Linked DNA regions of Homo sapiens: region 1 is linked to region 2. A link is an interaction called in ENCODE POLR2A ChIA-PET data of the cell type or tissue named here. Cell type or tissue: PC-9. All regions are shown on one strand. Each heading gives the region's core, and the rest is flanking DNA. Links, peaks and the distances in the headings are about the cores only. Region 1 overlaps PRXL2A (peroxiredoxin like 2A). Region 2 has its middle 24 kb from the start of EIF5AL1.

What was found. Peaks named below come from ENCODE experiments on the same cell type or tissue, not always from the same donor. Only the 100,000 strongest peaks of a DNase experiment are listed, where the experiment ranks them.
Region 1: POLR2A ChIA-PET joins it to region 2 with 6 read pairs; 2 of 35 experiments call an interaction of 5 or more read pairs at or near these places.

What each region holds. Positions count from the first base shown.
Region 1 is chr10:80,431,240-80,435,629 of GRCh38, reverse strand. PRXL2A (peroxiredoxin like 2A) reads right to left here. Exons shown (of 6, transcript NM_032333.5): 6 at 1-3,644. The coding sequence ends at 3,531. Among named protein-coding and RNA genes, the nearest start is that of TSPAN14, 21 kb to the left of the region's middle. In PC-9, for the core only: no CTCF peak of the experiment used is centred there; no DNase peak of the experiment used is centred there.
Region 2 is chr10:79,486,170-79,490,559 of GRCh38, reverse strand. No RefSeq gene overlaps it. Among named protein-coding and RNA genes, the nearest start is that of EIF5AL1, 24 kb to the left of the region's middle. RefSeq lists an enhancer at 45-104. In PC-9, for the core only: CTCF peaks have their summits at 2,582 and 2,783 (motif pointing right); a DNase peak (open chromatin) is centred at 2,039; H3K27ac peaks cover 517 bases.

The DNA.
Region 1 (4,390 bases), core at 203-4,202, 940 kb before region 2:
TGGCATCCACCTGTAAGCCCAGTAACTTGGTAGGCTGAGCCAGAACAGCTTGCAGCCAGTTTGCAGCTGCAGTGAGCCATGACTGGGGCCACTAATTACACTCTAGCCTAGGTGACAGAGCAAGACCCTGTACATAAAGAAAAAAAAAAAGCAGAAACTCAGGCCCACCCAGACTGCCCACTGGAATCTTGAGAGCTGCAAATCATTGATTTTCAGCACAAACAATTTTGCTCACCCCGGACACGGAGAGACTTGAACAAACACTAGCATAGTTTCTAGCAGCTCAAGGCCCTGTCTCAGGGATAACCCAGGCCCCTTTGGGTCCCTGCCTGGGGAAGCTCAAGGCTGCCAAAAGAATTTACCATTTGTTTCAGCCAATGCCTGATCATAGGTTTCTAATCTCCCTCGTTTTTCTTGAGATGGAGTCACACTCTGTCACCCAGGCTGAAGTGCAGTGGCGTGATCCCGGCTCACTGCACCCTCCGCCTCCTGGGTTCAAGCGATTCTCCTGCCTCAGCCACCCGAGTAGCTGGGATTACAGGTGCGCGCCACCACAACAGGCTAACTTTTGTATTTTTAGTAGAGACAGGGTTTCACCATGTTGGCCAGGCTGCTCTTGAACTCCTGACCTCAGGTGATGCACCCACCTTGGCCACCCAAAGTGCTGGGATTATAGGCATGAGCCATGGCACCCAGTCCCTCCCTCTTCTTAGAGGACATACTTTATAAAATTTACAATTGTAAATCCTTTCTGTCCCTTTGGGGGATATATGTATCTTCTGCTGCACAGGAATGTGTTTCTCACTTTTTCTGGGAGCCATCCCTTTGTCATATAATTATCAGGAATGATAAGGCCGACTCCTGGTCTCTGTGGGAGGCTAGGATCCTAACTTTGATAAATAAATTTGAGAGTTAGTAGACACAGATAGCCGAATCACATTGACCAATCTCCTTACCAGCTTTTTGTAATTTTGCACTTCCCTAGTTCTATTTGAACCTCCTCCCTCCCCTCTTTAAAATTCCATCACCTCTGCACAGATTGGAGCTAAGCTCAGTTCTATACTGAGGACTCTCTCCTTCTGCAGTAGTTATTGAGTAAAATCTGTCATTATTGCCTTTAGCGTCCAGCTTTTTAAGTCTCCATTTTAATAAGGTCCTTATGTGATGTGCATGTACATTACAGTCTGAGAAGCAGTGTCATAATATTTATCATTCCCTCAGTGACTTATCATAAACAGCCCTGAATGGGAAGGAATCACGCCCATTTTGCCAATGAGTTAGATCTTTGCTTAAGATCACACTGGTAAACTAGAAATTGATTATGCCTCATGACTCAATCCAGTGCTCTTTCCAAAATGACATGCTAATCAGAAAGAGAAGACCACACTGCACGTGAGGACCCAGGGGAAAAAAGTTGGTGAGAGCTCACAAAAAACCAAACATGTTTCTCTTGATGCATCTCCATTGGTGCAATGTCCTCTCAGGTTTTTTTTTTTGATATGGAGTTTCGCTCTTGTTGCCCAAGCTGGAGTGCAGTGGCACGATCTCGGCTCACTGCAACCTCTGCCTCCTGGGTTCAAGCGATTCTCCTGCCTCAGCCTCCCAAGTAGCTGGGATTACAGGCATGTACCACCCCGTCTGTCTAATATTTTGTATTTTTAGTAGAGATGGGGTTTCACCATGCTGGCCAGGCTGGTCTCGAACTCCTGACCTCAAGTGATCCTTCTACCTCGACTTCCCAAAGTGCTAGGATTACAGGCGTGAGCCACCACACCTGACCTCAGGTTCTTCTTTAGTTGCAAGAGAACTGTTTCACCATCAAGTGTCTTAGGTATTAAAGTTCTAAGTTTAGGTACTGAGTTATCCTATCAGTAGCTGGAGTCCCAAGGATGACAGGTACCAACCCTGTGCAAGTACCAAAGGCTATGGCCTCAAATGCTGCAGAAGCCCAGCCCTTTAAGGGCCCATGCATACCCCATGCAACCACTGCTACATGAAGTCAGGTGCAGGCATGGTCTTAGTGGGTCTTAGTCCCGAACCACTCAACCCTAACTCACTCTGCATACTCAATCCCGATGCTCTCCTACTTTCCCAGCTTTACCTCCAACATCAGTATCCATTCTTGCTTTCCTGGGTAAACACTGATTCCTTTCTCCTCCTGGCTGGGCCAGTCCCCTGGGTAAACACTATTTCCTATTTCCACCCCCACCTTTCTACTCCTGGGCCAGTTTGATGCCTTGAGTAGACTCCCTGTGGCCGAGCTCCCTGGTAGGTCTTGATGATGTCACTCAAACTTACACGACAAAATTCAAACAAAAAAGATAAAGTTATATTTCATCATCTCTATGTCCTTTCTTCTGATTTGCCAAATTAGGCTAAAAGACCAATAGAAAAACAGCTACCAATTTTAAACACCAAAGTCATTCCTCTAGGAAAGACAGCAAAATTACTAACGTGAATGACAGGATGAATTTTTCCTGGTCATTTTCAAACCACTTAGATAGCTAGAACCAGAGGAATCCCCCGAGGCACTTTACCCCTCAGCCATGGAGAATGCTGACTTTTTTTACTTTCAGCCAATTATATGGTAAATATAATTATTAGTTTTATCAGAAAATCTTATACATACAGGTGATTTCTGATGCATAATTTTATTAAAGCCAGAGATGGACATTTTTTCTAGAGAAACAGATCTCTGAGGTTAGAATGGAAGATAATGAAACAAGAGATTTCACTTTATAATTTACCTTTGTCAAACTATCCCAGAGCATGTCAATTCTATTATGAAAGTATTACTTTGACATCATATAACCAATTATTAATAGAAAACACACATGCCAAAAAACCTTAAATTTTGTAATCTTCAAGTCAATCATCAACTTTTCTTGAATTTTTGAAGACCCGAAAAGAAAAATAATTTCAAACAACAGCACTCAAACATCATATGCATTTGTAATGAGGCACAGCAATCAATTTTTTTTTTTTTTTTTTTTTAGTTAGAGTCTCAGTCACCCAGGCTGGAATACAGTGGTGTGATCTCAGCTCACCGCAACCTCCACCTCCCAGGTTCAAGTGATTCTCCTGCCTCAGCCTCCCGGGTAGCTGGGACTACAGGTGCCTGCCACCACACCCGGGTGATTTTTGTATTTTTAGTAGAGACGGGGTTTCGCCATGTTGCTCAGGCTGGTCTCGAACTCCCGACCTCAAGTGACTTGCTCACCTTGGCCTCCCAAAGTGCTGGGATTACAGGTGTGAGCCACTGCACCCAGCCTGGCAGTCAATTTTAAGCCTCCTATTTCCCAGGTTTTAGCTTAATAATCCTCATTAGTTTTTCAGATTTTTGTCAGTCTTGTTTTGGGGCTATTTTGCCTTAGTGGGCCTAAACAGAATATTAAAATACATTAATAATCCATACTGAGAGTAGAGTATAAATGGGTTTCTCACTCCTTAGGGACACGAGTGGAAACAATACATCCCATGAACACAGGTGAATGTCCCTGGTTATCCCTGAGCTGGGCAGTTTCACACAATCATTTTTTCTCTGAGGCCAAAGTCTGTGGTTTGATCATCTTAGCAGCTTCCAGAACAGAAAGTAGGTTTACTTTGTCTCCAAATTCTTTTTCTCGGTGCTCAAGAAGAATGCCCTAAAAGGAAACAAGAGATAATGTCAGTCCTCATCCTAAATCGTTCGTTCATGAGACAGGCATCGAGGACCAGCTGTCTGTCAAGCCTTTTGCTTGAATAGCAAAGGACACAGATCCAAATATGGCCTGGCTCCTGCCCTCAAGGAGTTCAGTCTTTGAGGGAAGATAGACCGGAGAAGGCCACATCCATCTGGCCTGTACCAGCAGCTCTAGAAGCAGGAAGTCAGAAGTGATAAAGCATGACAAGGGCAATCAGGGAAGGCCTCACAGAGGCACGGAGGGTAACCAGGATGTCTACAAGTAGAGATGCAGGTAAAAGAACATACCAGGTGAAGAGAAAAAAATGAAGCTAACACAGAAAGGCCCAAAGGTGTGGAAGTGGAGCTCAGAGGTTAGACTTTGGAAGGCACTGAATGACCATCTAAAAGAGAGACCCTCATTTTTCTTTAGTCTTCTAAGAAACTGGAAGCCACTTTCTTCTCATACAGTGAAAAAAAATGCACTAAGACACAAGATACCCCAAAGTTATCTAAAGTTGGAGGTAGTAAAAAAAAGACAAAATAACATGTTTGAGATCAGCATCAAGGAATCCTTGTTAGAGTTCTTTGATTCATTACATCTGGAAACTCATCTTAAAAAGAAAATCTGTAAATACACTGTGTCATTATTTATAAAGACTTAAAAAAAAAAAAAAGGCCCACCACACTGCAGAGATTATGGGCAAGCAGATCAGAAAATTATATTTA
Region 2 (4,390 bases), core at 128-4,127:
CCCCAGGATTAGCTCTGCAGACTTCTCTGAGTCCTGGACATCTGCAGCCTGGAATCCCCCTCCCTCTCTCGCAGCCCCATGGGGCAGCCCCTGTGACAAGGGAAGGGAGAACAGACAGCTGTGACCTGGAAGGGGGGCTAGAAGGGCCTCTGGCTGGCCTAAAACTCAGAGATTGGGACAGAGCAATGGTGCAGGAGCCGACTGGGGCCTCATTCCAGAAATGCCTTCCCCTTTCTCCATCTTGTGAGCCTGAAAGAGATGGGGGTGAGGGAAAAATAAAAGGCAATAACATCTGCACAGGCCCACCAGGCACCAGGGAGGTGCTGGGTGCTGTACCTGATGCTTACCGCCATCTCAAAGTTGGTCTTATTACTTCTAGCCTTCATTTGAGAAGACAGGCTCAGAGAGGTTAGGTAAATTGCCCATAGTGACCCGGTAAGTTAGTAGTAGTGTCAAGACAGAAGGAAACCCAGAACTAGGTCAATCTACCTCTACATATTGAAGCCTCATTTTATCCAGAGCCCAAAGAATTAGAACCAGGCAGGTCCAGAACGGAACCCAGGGATGGGGTTAGCCTTGTTTGCCTGCTGAAGGCTCAGTGCAATCATTGGCTGCATCACTGAGGTAGAAAGAATACTGAGAAAGGGCTGGGCGCAGTGGCTCACACCTGTAATCCCAGCACTTTGGGAGACCAAGGCGGGCAGATCACAAGGTCAGGAGATCAAGACCATCCTGGCTAACACGGTGAAACCCCATCTCTACTAAAAATACAAAAATTAGCCGGGCGTGGTGGCAGGCGCCTGTAGTCCCAGCTACTCAAGAGGCTAAGGCAGGAGAATGGCGTGAACTGGGAGGCAGAGCTTTCAGTGAGCCGAGATCGCGCCGCTGCACTCCAGCCTGGGCAACAGAGCAAGACTCCATCTCAAAAAAGATAAATAAATAAAAGTAAAAATAAAGAATACTGAGAAGGGGGAAGGGATAATAGATTTTACAAATTGCTCCTGGGTGATGGTGTTCCCTTTCCACACTGCAGTGTGTCTGGAAGAAGAGATCAGGTGAGAGGTCAGCAAACTGAAGGCTCAGCTGGAAAAACTGGGGGCTATCCAGGTTAGAGAAGACTTAGAAGAGGCTGGACTGTTGTTGACCCTGAGTGGACACTTGTTCTCTGGGAACAGATTGAGCCAGGATTGGTTAGGTTTTGCTATAATAATAAACAATCCCCAAATCTCAGTGGCTCACACAGCCAAGGTTTATTTCTTGCTCACATTACATGTTCAACACAGGTCAGCATGGAGCTCTCCTCATCCTAGTTGCTCGGGGATTCAGGGCAAGTCAGGCTTCATGTAGGCATGAGCTCCCCAAGACACTGCAGCAATGGCATAGGAAAGAGGTAAGCCACACACTGGCTATTTAGGCTTCTGCTCACATTTCACTGGCCAAAGGAAGTCACATGGCAACACGTAACTTCATGGGGCCAGGAAGTGCAATCACACCTAGAGCCCATGTGCAGATAGGAATGATTGACTGGCAGCACTCGTGACTACCTCAAGGATTAAAAGGGTAACTGGGGCTGTGGATGAATGCATAAGGAAGTTGACTTTGAGTCCATTTAAGCATGGCCTTCCCAGGAAAATAGTGAGTACCTATCAACAGAAGTGGGTAAGCTATGGTGGGATAGGTGCATTGCATTGCACGAATGTCATAGAAGATTCTCCACCATCACTGGCTTCACGGACTTCGTACCATACAGAGCAGTGGCCATTAAAGGCAAGGGTGCTGAAGCCAAAGGTGCCTGTGTCCAAAACCCTCTCTCTCTTATTGGTTGTGTTACTTTGTGCAGATTACCTAATATCACTGGGCTCCAGTCTCCTCCTCTGCCATGTAGGGATAATAAGAAGTCCATAGAATCATTGTGAGGATTAAATAAGCCCATAGGTTGGGAAGCTCTGATCAAGTCAGTTGCTCTTGCTGTTGTTCTCATTCCTACCCAAGATCTTGTAACCGCCCCTCCCAGAATCCTTGGCCACATCCCTCCCCCGGCCTCTCACATCCCTAAGACATTAGTCAGCAACCAGGACAGGGTTGGGAAAGCTCTGTGCACTGGGCCAAGCAGGCAGATCTTTTCCCACTAGTGTCGCATGGTCTGCTGGGGTAGGTTACTTTCCCTAACCCACCCTGCTCCCCAGTAGGTTTCCTCCCCGTCCTGTCTCCCAGCCGGACTGCAAAGCCATTTCCTTCTTCAGCTCATCCCCAAATCTTCCCTGACAGCCATGGGTCTGATTTTGCCTTCTCCACAATGTCGTATAAATGGAGCCATACAGTATGATGTCTTTCTGCTCTCTTGATTTATCTGTTTTACAGATATTTGGCCGTATCAGATGGGGGATCTCCTCTCCCCCTTCCCCCCCATCCAGTTAGATGGCTGGCATTTGCTCCTTGGTTGTTATCTTTGTAAGTCTAAGTAGGATACTTCTATTTTCAGCTATAGACAGTGTCCCTGGGCTCCCCACTTTCAGAGATAAAGCTATCAGTGCCCCTATCCTTCCCATAAGATCTAAAATAACCATTTTAGAAACATCAGGAGGAGGTGTGGCAAAGTGAGGTGGTGTGTTTCAGAAACGGGTGTTGAAGGAGCACAGAGGAGCCAGGGGAGAGAGGCTTTCTGGAAGAGGCGGGGTTGAGCTGGGCCTTGTCCTCTTACATCTCTGAGGGCAGCTGCCAGCCAACCTGCTCTGGGAGGTCTGCAAGCCCTGATCTGCAGTATCTCACTTCAGACACCAGGGGGAAGGCAAGTGGCTTCGCTGTGGTCACCTGCACAGCCAGACCATGGGCGGCTCAGCTCTCCCCACCCAAATCCCTTAGCGGGGCGGGAGATCTAGGCTCTTAGCTCTCAGCCCTCCATCCTCATGGAGGCTTAAATCCTTAAGTGCCGTCCAATGCTGTGGCTTCCAGGACTTGTGTTCATTGGAGTTGTCTCATCTGCACTCATCATTTCTCAAAGTGTGGTTCCTGGAGCCCTGGCATGGGAATCAGTTTGTTAAGCACATAGATTCCTGGGCCAGGCTTCAGACCTCCTGTTAGGGATGGGCCCCAGGACTCTGCATGTTTAATTCTCTATCCGTGTTTCTCTCACACACAGGATGGAGTGAGGCCTCTGGATCAAGACTCGCCATGATCTCAGCCCCTCAAACCCCTCCACCCTTTTCTCTCCTACTGTCCATGGCAGTTTCCAGGGAAAGGGTCTGTAATTTGAGGAAACATATATTTGATTCCTGGAGATTCACTGGTCACACTACCATGTACAAGCCCTGTGGTAAAGAAACCTGTATGACTTTGTTAAACCTAGCATTTCCCCAAATTATTTGACAGGGAACCCCCTTTCCCACTGTTTAACAGCTGCTTACATCACACCATACACAAAAGGCTACCCTAACCACCTCAGGCCTGACCTGATGGTTCCCTCCACAGTCCCCCCAAACACCATGCACTTTGCCACTTCTATTCCATCCCCTCCCTCCCACAGGAAGGCTTCCCAGATTTCTGTAGCACACCTGGCCTGAGGCTTCTTGGGGTTCCAGCCTCAAATAACCCTCCCTTCTATGTCATTTTTAGACACTCACTGGATGCTCCAGTTCCAGCCATCTTAATGTAACAAAACCCCTTTCCTTCCTTTGTTCTCAAAGAGAAGCAAAGCCACAGGCTCTCCTGGACAATATCTCCAAGAGAGGAATTCCAATTCCAATTCCCACCTGTTCCATAGGCTGAGCCCCAGCAGTCAGCCCTGGTCTCCTCCCAGGTCACCATCTCATTCATCAACACTCGCTAATGCAGACCACTCACTCACTCAGTACCGCCCTAAGCTGACCTCCACAGCGCATACTCAGAGGGGACAAAAAGTCATTGCAGGCCAGGCACAGGGGCTCATGTCTGTAATCCCAGTACTTTAGGAGGCTGAGGCTGGAGAATCACTTGAGCCCAAAAGTTTGAGCCTGCATGAGCTACAATTGGGCCACTGCACTTCAGCCTGGGTGACAGAGTGAGACCCTATCTCAAAACAAAAGTCATTGCAGCTAAAGTCAAGAACCACCTGGATTTCCATTCTCCATCCATTTAGCTCAGTGGTTCCTAAATATTTGCATTTCAAGGACCTGTAAGCAAACTGCATCCCCTGCCCACATGGAAGGCCAAACAAGAGTCCTAACTTTTTATTTGGTCAAGGACTACATTAAAATATAATCCGTTCTGCATTTCAGTTTTGGAGCCTTTGAATAAGAATCATCCATCATTTTGTGAGATAATTTTAATCCAAAAAATTTTTTTGGAGATGGGATCTCACTGTTGCCCAGGTTGGAGTGCAGTGGTACAATCATTGCTCACTGCATCCTCCACC